2 separate regions of the Homo sapiens genome follow, and region 2 is linked to region 1. A link is an interaction called in ENCODE POLR2A ChIA-PET data of the cell type or tissue named here. Cell type or tissue: MCF 10A. All regions are shown on one strand. Links, peaks and the distances in the headings refer to the core of each region. The heading gives the core; the rest is flanking DNA. Region 1 has its middle 5.7 kb from the start of MELK. Region 2 has its middle 120 kb from the start of MELK.

The links. ChIA-PET counts read pairs that join two places held together with the same protein. Peaks named below come from ENCODE experiments on the same cell type or tissue, not always from the same donor. Only the 100,000 strongest peaks of a DNase experiment are listed, where the experiment ranks them.
Region 2: POLR2A ChIA-PET joins it to region 1 with 8 read pairs; 2 of 35 experiments call an interaction of 5 or more read pairs at or near these places.

The regions. Positions count from the first base shown.
Region 1 is chr9:36,564,493-36,569,871 of GRCh38, reverse strand. No RefSeq gene overlaps it. Among named protein-coding and RNA genes, the nearest start is that of MELK, 5.7 kb to the left of the region's middle. In MCF 10A, for the core only: no CTCF peak of the experiment used is centred there; a DNase peak (open chromatin) is centred at 2,941.
Region 2 is chr9:36,692,014-36,697,392 of GRCh38, reverse strand. No RefSeq gene overlaps it. Among named protein-coding and RNA genes, the nearest start is that of MELK, 120 kb to the right of the region's middle. In MCF 10A, for the core only: no CTCF peak of the experiment used is centred there; no DNase peak of the experiment used is centred there.

The DNA of each region.
Region 1 (5,379 bases), core at 223-5,222:
AATGCACACTGGCTTCAACTCCAAGTCACCAGCTGCGTTAGCTCCTAACAAGAGAGTCAACCTGTCCTTTGAAGATTTGAAGCTAGGCATTGACTTCTTCTCTTTAGCTAAGAAAGTTCTAGATGGCTCCTCTTCCAACCTAGAACTATTTCCTCTACATTGAAAATTTGTTATTCAGTGGAGCCACCTGCATCAATGATCTTAGCCAAATCTTCTGTATAACTTGCTGCAGCTTCTACATCCGCACTTGCTGCTTCACTGCGCACGTTTATATTACAGAGACAACTTTTTTTCTTTTTTTGAGACGGAGTTTCGCTCTTGTTGCCCAGGCTGGAGTGCAATGGCGCCATCTCGGCTCGCCGCAAACTCGCCGCAAACTCGCCCTCCCAGGTTCAAGTGATTCTCCTGCCTCAGCCTCCCAAGTAGCTGGGATTACAGGCATGCACCACCACGCCCAGCTAATTTTGTATTTTTAGTAGAGACGATGTTTCTCCATGTTGGTTGGGCTGGTCTCAAACTCCTGACCTCAGTTGATCTGCCCGCCTCGGCCTCCCAAAGTGCTGGGAGTACAGGCGTGAGCCACTGCACCCAGCCTACAGCTTCTTACCTTAAATCTCATGAACCGACCTCTGCTAGCTTCCAAATTTTCTTCTGCAGTTTCCTCACCTCTCCTAGCCTTCACAGAATTGAGGAGAATTGTGGCCTTGCTTTGGATTAGGCTTTGGCTCAAGGAATTTTGTGTCTGGTTTGATCTTCTATCCAGACTACTATCTATCAGCAGTAAGGCTGTTTCGCATTCTTATCACTCATGTGTTCAGTGGAGTAGCACTTTTAATTTTCTTCAAGAACTTTTCCTTTGCATTCACAATTTGGCTAATTATTTGGCACAAGAGGCCTCCCTTTCAGCCTATCAGCTTTGGACATGCCTTCCTCACTAAGCTTAATCATTTCTAGATTTTTATTTCAAGTGACAGATGTGTGACTCTTCCTTTCACTTGAACACTTAGAGGCCATTGTAGGGTTATTAATTGGCTTAATTTCAACATTGTTGTGTCTCAGGGAATAGGAACGCCTGAGGAGAGGGAAAGAGACGGGGAACAATCAGCCAGTGAAGCAGTCAGAACACACACAATATTTATCAATTAAGTTTGCAGTCTAATTACGGGTATAGTTCATGGTACCCTAAAACAGTTACAAGAAGAGCATCAAGATCTCTGGTCCGCTGTGCAGGCTCACGCCTGTAATCCCAGCACTTTGGGAGACAGAGGTGGGCGGATCACGAGGTTAGGCGTCAAGACCAGCCTGACCAACACGGTGAAACCCCATCTCTACTAAAAATACAAAATTAGCCAGGCATGGTGGCGCATGCCTGTAATCCTAGCTACTTGGGAAGCTGAGGCAGGAGAATCACTTGAACCCAGGAGGCAGAAGTTGCGGTGACCCAAGATCGCGCCATTGCACTCCAGCCTGGACAAAAAGAGCAAAACTCCATCTCAAAAGAAAAAAAAAAATGGCCTGACTGGGTAGGTCAGGCCATTTGGGATGTAACATCCTTTTTTTTTTTTTTTTCCTTTTTTCGAGATGGAGTCTTGCTCTGTCACCCAGGCTGGAGTGCTGTGGGCTCACTGCAACGTCCGCCTCCCCAGTTCAAGTGATTCTTCTGCCTCAGCCTCCCAAGTAGGTGGGACTAAAGGCGTGCGCCACCATGCGGCTAATTTTTGTATTTTTAGTAGGGATAGGGTTTCACCATATTGGCCAGGCTGGTCTAGAACTTCTGACCTCGTGATCTGCCCATCTCAGCCTCCCAAAGTGCTGGGATTACAGGCATGAGCCACCATGCCTGGCCGGGATGTAACTTCTTAACATCTCTTTGTTTTTTTTGTTTTGTTTTGTTTTGTTTTTGAGATGGAGTCTCACTGTGTCACCCAGGCTGGAGTGCAGTGGCACAATGTTGGCTCACTGCAACCTCCACCACCTGGGTTTAAGCGATTTACCTGCCTCAGCCTCCCAAGTAGCTGGGACTACAGGCACGCACCACCACGCCCGGCTAATTTTTTGTATTCTTAGTAGAGATGAGGTTTCACCATGTTAGCGAGGCTTGTTTTGAACTCCTGACCTCAGGTGATCCACCCACCTCGGCCTCCCAAAGTGCTGGGATTACAGTGTGCCACAGCACCTGGCCGAATGTAACATCTCTACCAAGAATAACACCATTAGCAGCAATAATAAAACCCACAACAGTCTTTTAAATGATTTATGTGCTACATCCATGCATCATCTCTATACTCAAAAGCCTGCCCCTCTCTCACAGGGTAATTTGTGCTATTCATTCTTTCATCAGTCACCCATGTCTACCCTGTGCCAGGCCCTGTTCAGGGCAATACCAGAGAAATGAAGAAATGAGACATGGTTTCTGCCCAAGGGAGCTCACAGACAGAGGAACCAGACCCATAGACAGGCCCATACTACAGTTGGCTAACACTAATGAAGGACCCCATAGAAGTGCTAAATACAAGTGCAGGTAGCTATCTTGTTTCCAGCTCAGAGGGAAGTGATTGAAATATTTTCTACTGGAGCCAGGCCTTGAAAATAATAGAAAAATCCAACGGGGGAAGAAGAGCATTCCCCAGGCAGGGGAAAATATGTGTGCAGAAGCAGGGGGCGAGAAAACACAAGTCACCGTGGAGAAAGGCCAGTTGGGTGGAGCACAGGATGGAAAAAGGCAGGAGAGGAAGAGCTGGTAAGCAGGGGACCCAGTGAGAGAGCCTTGTGTGCCAGGCTAGAGCTGGGAGGTGTGCTGACCAGGAAAAGAATGGATTTACATTTCAGAGAAAGCCAGAGCAGACGCTGGGCCACCATAGGAGTGTGCCAGGCCTGCCAAAGCAGGGTGAGAGCTGTGCTTCTCTGTTGGCAGAGTGAATGCCACGAGTCTCAGTGCCATGTGTGGCTGAGTCATCAGTGGAACGGGAGAAAAAGGCTGGCGTCCAGTCTCTGAAGGCGCCTCTCAGTGCAAAGCCCTTTGCCTTCTGTGGGCCTGCAGGTTAGCCAGCCTCGGGCAACAAGCCATGCACAGATTTTACATCCAATCCAAGGGCAAGTGGGAAGCCATAGAAAATTAGGGTTTTGGTCACAGTCCTGCTAGAAAAGGAAATAGTTTTAAAAAGCTATTACAAATACTTTAGGGATTTGAATTCAGAAACTACTTCAGGAATTTGTTAAATTTTGTAATTATGATAACTGAACTGTTGTTAGGTGGTTATATAAGAGAAAGTCCGGGCTGGGAGTGGTGGCTCACGCCTGTTAATCTCAACACTTTGGGAGGCCGAGGTGGGTGGATCACCAGAGGTCAGGAGTTCATGACCACCTTGACCAACATAGTGAAACCCCATCTCTACTAAAAATACAAAAATTAGCTGGATGTGGCGGCACACGCCTGTAGTCCCAGCTACTCGGGAGGCTGAGACACGAGAATTGCTTGAACCCAGGAGGCGGAGGTTTCAGTGAGCCGAGATCGTGTCACTGCACTCTAGCCTGGTGACAGAGCAAAACTCTGTCTCAAAAAAAGAAAAAAAAAAAATCAAGACTGGGCGAGATGGTTCACGCCTGTAATCCCCTGTAATCCCAGCACTTTGGGAGGCCGAGATGGGCTGATCACGAGGTCAGGAGATCAAGACCATCCTGGCTAACACGGTGAAACCCCGTCTCTACTAAAAATACAAAAAATTAGCCGGGCGTGGTAGTGGGTGCCTGTAGTCCTAGCTACTCAGGAAGCTGAGGCAGGAGAATGTCATGAACCTGGGAGGCAGAGCTTGCAGTGAGCTGAGACCGCGCCACTGTACTCCAGCCTGGGCAACAGAGCGAGACTCCATCTCAAAAAAAAAAAAAAACTTAGCCGGGCGTGGTGGCATGTGTGACTGTAATCCCAACTACTGGGGAGGCAGAGGCGGGAGAATTGCTTGAACTGGGGAGGCGGAGAGCCACTGCATTCCAGCCTGGGCAACAGAGCAAGACTCCACCTCAAAAAAAAAAAATTATATGAAAATAAAAAGTAAGCAAGGTATAGTGTAGTCCCAGCTACTTGGGAGGCTGAGGTAGGGGAATCGCTTGAGCCTGGGAGGCAGAGGTTACAGTAAGCTGAAATGGCACCAGTGCACTCCAGCCTGAGCAACAGAGCAAGATACTGTCTCAGAAAAAAAAAAAAAAAGTAACAAAACATTTCAGGAATCTTAACTCTGTTTATCCCTTAGTACCCACCACAGAATCTTAACATTACTATAATAAACAATGATTTATTTCTTAAGTTTCCTTCTCTGCTAGACACTAGATTACAGGGTTGTAAATACATTATTTCTAATCCTGTAAAATAATTATTTCTATTCCCATTTTACAGATGAGGAAACTAAGGCCGAAGGACATGAGGTATTAGCCAGATATGGTGGTGTACACCTGTGGTCCCAGCTATTCAGGAGACTGAGGTGGAAGCATTACTTGAGCCCAGGAGTTCAAGGCTGCAGTGAGCTAAGATCATGCCACTGCACCATAGCCCAGGTGACAGACAGAGCAAGACCCCACCTCTAATTTTTTTTTTTTTCTTTTTTGAGATGGAGTTTCACTCTTGTTGCCCAGGCTGGAGTGCAATGGCATGATCTCAGCTCACTGTAACCTCTGCCTACCAGGTTCAAGAGATTCTCCTGCCTCAGCCTCCCTAGTAGCTGGGATTACAGGCATGTGCCACCACGCCTGGCTAATTTTGTATTTTTAGTAGAGACGGGGTTTCTCCATGTTGGTCAGGCTGGTCTCGAACTCCCATCCTCAGGTGATCCTCCCACCTCGGCCTCCCAAAGTGCTGGGATCGCAGGCATGAGCCACTGTGCCCAGCCCCCCATCTCTAAATTAAAGTAAAAAATAAATAAAAATAAAAGATGGTTAGGTATCTAGTAAGAAGCAGAGCCAGGGATCCAAAGCCAAGGCTTTTTCCACTGCAGTTCTTAGTGTTCGCTGAATTAAATATAGGAGTTAGAATAATTAAAGTTTAAGGTACCGGCCAGGTGTGGTGGCTCACGCCTGTAATCCTAGCACTTTGGGAGGCGAAGGCGGGTGGACTGCCTGAGCTCAGGAGTTCAAGACCAGCCTGGGCAATATGGTGAAACACTTTCTCTACTAAAATACAAAAAATTAGCCAGGCATGGTGGCACACGCTTGTCATCCCAGCTACTCAGGAGGCTGAGGCATGAGAATTGCTTGAACCCAGGAGGTTGGAGGTTGCAGTGAGCCGAGATGGCACCTCCACACTCTAGCCTGGGCAACAGAGGAAGACCACAAAAAAAAAAAAGTTTTAGGACAGGCTTGGTGGCTCATGTCTATAATCCCAGCACTTTG
Region 2 (5,379 bases), core at 172-5,171, 130 kb before region 1:
GCAGTTTGCCTAAGGCTTAGACCTAGTCATATATTGGAATAGGGCCACGGGAGATGCTGAGCCATTGGTCAGGGCTTAATTTCTCCTTCCTAAAGCCTGATCCTACGCTTGAACTTTCTATCAAGAAACTCCTTCCACTCTACAACCTAAAATCCAGGTCCTAGATTCTCAAGTCAAGGACCTCATAGAATTATTGCCTCTCAGGGTTTGAAGGTGACCCCAAGTAATTTAGTTCCAACACCACCTAATCCTTATAACCCCTCCTCAGCAGTCCCAGTGGAGGGACTCTGATGCTTCTGCGTGAGCACTCCAGGGACGGAGAACTTGCCACTTCCAGGGCAAGCATCTTTCCTTCCCAGACAGCTAAAAAGAAAGTCTGCCTTCTATCGAGCCAAACTAGACTTATTATACCCATGCATTTGGTCTTTTTAATACTATATGGGTCTACCCAGAAGAGGCCAAATTCCTCTTGCACACATCTTCCTATTTTTGAAGACGCCTGTCCCATCTCCTCCTCAGTCTCTCCCTGCAAAGCCTGGCCACCTCCACTATTTTCACCACTCCTCACAACACAGCTTCAAATCCCCTCACAACCCTGACCCACTTATCTGACTGTAACCATTTCCAATAGTGGTGTGTGTGTGTGTGTGTGTGTGTGTGTGTGTGTACAAAGGGAATTTCTGTAAGTAGTTCATTTTCGCAAACATCAGGGAACAATTTCCAAGAGGCAGCATGACATATGATGACATAGGAACAAGGTTATACAGAGCCCAGCACATCAGACAGTCTGGAAAACCCTTAAGTGAAGAATGCTTGTCTTCATGAAACCTTGATAATTTAGAAGGGACAATGACTATCAGAAGCAGTCAAGGTCTCCGTTAAATCCGGCAAAGCAAGGCGACTAGAAGGGGGGGCTTCTCATGCAAGGGGACCCTTTGGTCTTTAGCGACATCATTATCTGTGGGTTATTATCATTACTACAAATACTAATACACTTTTATTAAGCACTGGCAATGACCCAGGGCAAGTGAGTTTAAGTTCATATTATATCCATTTTCATTATCAAGAGAAAAGAGGAGAATGAACAAAGGACTATAATGTGAAATTCTAAAGTAGGAAAAATGAAAAAAGGTTAATTAAAAAAAACTCACAGAGTAAAGAGAAAGGCTCCAACTGTTTGTAGTTAGGAGCTGTGATGGATGGTGGATCTTGTCACCCTGGACTTGTCCCCTGTGATTTCTTTTCATCTCTCTCTCTCTAAAAAAAGATCCTCCTCTTAGTTAAGGACATGGCAGGGACAGGAGAAGGGGTGAGGAGAAGGGAAGTAGACTTTGATCTAAAGGGCCCCTTGGGCTCTGAAATTCTGCAAATCAATGCTTTCTAATTCTATTATCTAGCCCAAAACAAAATCAAATTTAACATTAAGCATACATTAAAATGCAAAAATTAAATAAAAATATTAAATGCTGAGAGATGGCCCCTTCCCCAAAGCTCTTTTTAGCACCTCTAACACTGAAATACTGAAGTACACCACTCTCACCTTTGGCCTCTGGTTTATGTCATTCAGGACAAATGTGAGAAGTTTCCTGTTAGCCATCAAACTTTTTCTTTTCTTTTTTGAGACAGGATCTCCTCTGTCACCCAGGCTGGAGTGCAGTGGCACAATCACGGCTCACTGCAGCCTTGACCTCATCAGGCTGAGGTGATCCTCCCACCTCAGGCTCCTGAGTAGCAGGGATTACAGGGACACGCCACCATGTCCGGCTAATTCTTGTATTTTTTTATAGAGATGGGATTTCGCCACGTTGGTCACTGTGGTCTCGAACTCCTGGGCTCAAGTGATCTGCCTGCCTTGGCCTCCCAAAGGGCTGGGATTACAGGTGTGAGCTAGCATGCCTGGCCCACCAAACTTCTTTGAAAGTCTCCTATGAAATTACATCTTTCTTTTTTTTTTTTTTTTTTGAGATGGAGTTTCACTCTTGTCACCCAGGCTGGAGTGCAATGGCGCCATCTTGGCTCACTGCAACCTCTGCCCCCTGGGTTCAAGCTATTCTCCTGCCTCAGCCTCCCGAGTGGATGGGATTATAAGCACCTGCCATCACGCCTGGCTAATTTTTGTGTTTTTAGTAGGTTTCGCCATTTTGGTCAGGCTGGTCTCGAACTCCTGACCTCAGGTGATCCACCGGCCTCAGCCTCCCAAAGTGCTGGCATTATAGGCGTAAGCCACCACACCCAGCCTAAAATTACATCTTTTGCTATACACTGTATGTTTGACCATTTGGATTATGCTTCTATGAAGTTCTTCTTCTCCATCAAGGGAATGACTGAAGTTTTCCAGAGAGATTGTCCAAATGAGGGTGAGAATTTAGGACACCAAGCAGGTGAGCAGAATGGACACCTCAATGTAGAAGAGATGTGCTGTTCAGGCCAGAGCATCTTGGGAAGGAATGTGTATTTTGAGTATTTTTACATCACACAGGGAACTATTTGTAGCTACCCCGCTGGAGCTATTTACCTTGCTGAAACTTTTTTTTAACTTTTATTTTAGGGTCAGGGGTACCTGTGCAGGTTTGTTACATAGGTAAACTCTCCACCTTTCCAAATTACACATCAAGCCCTGATGTCATTTGTGATGTCAGCTATCAGGAACCCTAAATTAGGTGTGTGTGTGTTTGCACGTGTACAGAAACAAACCTGCAAATAAGCAGTGCCTTACCCAAGGTGTTCCAGGTCTGGAGTCCAAGTGCCTGAGTTCCAAAATCTAGTGCTTTTCCCACTAATGTGCACAGCCTCATAGGCAGTGATTCAACACCACAGCTGGTCTTCGAGAATTCTACTGTGCCTCACAGTAGGAATAAGAGGTCATATGCCAGACCTTTCTCTCATATGCTATGAGAAACAGGTGGCTTACAGAGAAAATTGTGTAGAAAGGACCCACCAAAAAATCTTATGTGTAAACTTGTATGCATCTTGGTGGCACCCGGTGTGCTTTTCACTAAGGCCCTAAGCAACTTGATGGCAGGATAATACATATTTACTTTTCCATATACCACCTAGCAACAAGTATGAAGTTCAAATTTAATGAATGTTGACTGGATAAATGAGCTAAATGAAGTTAGAAGTGAGCCAAGAATGAATAAGCTGGGTGCCGTGACATGCACCTGTAGTCCCAGCTATTTGAAAGGCTGAGGCAAGAGGATCACTTGAGCCCAGGAGTGCAAGATCTGCCTTGGCAATATAGCAAGACCCTATCTCAGAGGAGGAGGAGGAGGAGGAGGAGGAAGAAATTAAATTAATATTCAATAAATGGTATTGGGTCAAATAGCTAATCATGGGGCAACATAGCAAGACCCCATCTCAAAGGAGGAGGAGGAGGAGAAGGAGGAGAAAGGAGGAGGAGGAGGAGAAGGAGAAGGATAAGAAAAGGAGGAGGAGGAGGAAGGAGAGGGGTAGGAGAAGGACGGAGAGCGGGAGGAGGAGGAGGAGGAGAAGAAGGAAAAGGAGAAGGAGGCCAGGTGGAGTGGCTCATGCCCATAATCCCAGCAGTTTGGGAGGCAAAGGCAGGTGAATCACCTGAGGTCAGGAGTTCCAGACCAGCTTTGCCAACACGGTGAAAGAATTCACCTTGCAAGTATTCACCATCCAATTGTGAACAATTGTCATGCATCCACCATTATAGTATCATAGGAAATAGTTTTACCATCTAAAAATCCTCTATGCTTCACCTATCACCTATTCAACACCCTCCCCCTGCCCCCCTACTACCATTGGCAACAACAAATCTTTTTTTTTTTTTTTTTTTTTTTTTTTTTGAGACAGAGTCTCAGTCTGTTACTCAGGCTGGAGTGCAATGGTACAATCTAGGCTCACTGTAACCTCCGCTTCATGGGTTCAAGCAATTCTCCTGCCTCAGCCTCCTGAGTAGCTGCAATTACAGGTGTCTGCCACCAAGCCCAGCTAAGTTTTGTATTTTTAGTAGAGACGGAGTTTCACCATGTTGGCCAGGCTGGTCTCAAACTCCTGACCTCAAATGATCCACCTGCCTCAGCCTCCCTAAATGCTGGGATTACAGGCATGAGCCACTGCACTGGGCCAACCACGAATCTTTTTAATGTCTTTATATAGTTTTGCCTTTTTCATAATGTCAAATAATTGGAATCATTCAGTAGGTAGTATTTTCAGACTGATTTCTTTCACTTAGAAATATACATTTAAGTTTACTCTGTGTCTTTTTATGGCTTGATAGCCCATTTCTTTTTACTGCTGAATAATTTTCCTTTGTATAAATGTACAATTTGTTTATCCATTCACCTATTGAAGGACATTTGGTTGCTTCCAATTTTTAGCAATTATAAATTGCCACTCTAAGCATTCATATGCAGGTTTTTGAGTGGACTTAAATTTTCAAACCAATTGAGTAAAGACCTAGGAGCTTAATTACTGGGTTATATGGTAAGATTATGTTTAATTTTGTAAGAAACTGTCAAACTGTCTTCCAAAGTGGATATAACAGTTGGTGTTTCTGCTAGCAGTGAAAGAGAGTTCCTGCTTCTCCACATTCTTGTCAGCATTTGGTATTTGTTTGGTGTGTGTGTGTGTGTGTGTGTATGTATTTTAGCCATTCTAATCGGTGTGTAGTGGTATCTCTTCATTTAAAATTCTCTAATGACAAATGATGTTTCATCTTGTCATATGTTTATTTGCCATCTGTATATCTTCTTTGGTGAGGCATCTGTTCAGACCTTTTGCCCATTTTTAAATTGGGTTTTCTTATTGTTGAGTTTTAAGAATTCTTTTATATTTTGGATACAAGTCTTTTTGCAAATGGATACGAGTTCTCGCAAATATTTTCTCCCATTCTGTAGGTTGTCTTTTCACTTTCTTGATGGTGTCCTTTGAAGCAAAAAGTCTTTTTAATTTTGGTGAAGTCCAATATGTAACTTTTTTCTTTTGTTGCTTGTGCTTTTGGTAGCATATCTAAGGAACTATTGCCTAACCCAAGGTCACATTTACTCCTACATTTTCTTCTAAGAATTTTTATCATTTTAGTTCTTACATTTAGGTCCCTGATCCATTTTGAGTTTTTATATGTGGTATGAGGTAGGGAATCCAACTTCATTTTTTTTACATGTGTATATCTAGTCGTTCTAGCACCATTTATTGAAAAGACTATTCTTTCCCTATTGACTTGTCGTGGCATCTTTGTCAAAACGCAACTGGCCATTGTAATAATCAGAACAATGTGACCCCCTACACACACACAACATCCTAATTCGTGGAATCTACAGATGTAATATGTTACATGTCAAAGGAGAATTAAAGTTGCAGATGGAATCAAGGTTGCCATTTAGCCCACCTTAATATAGGAAAATAATCCTG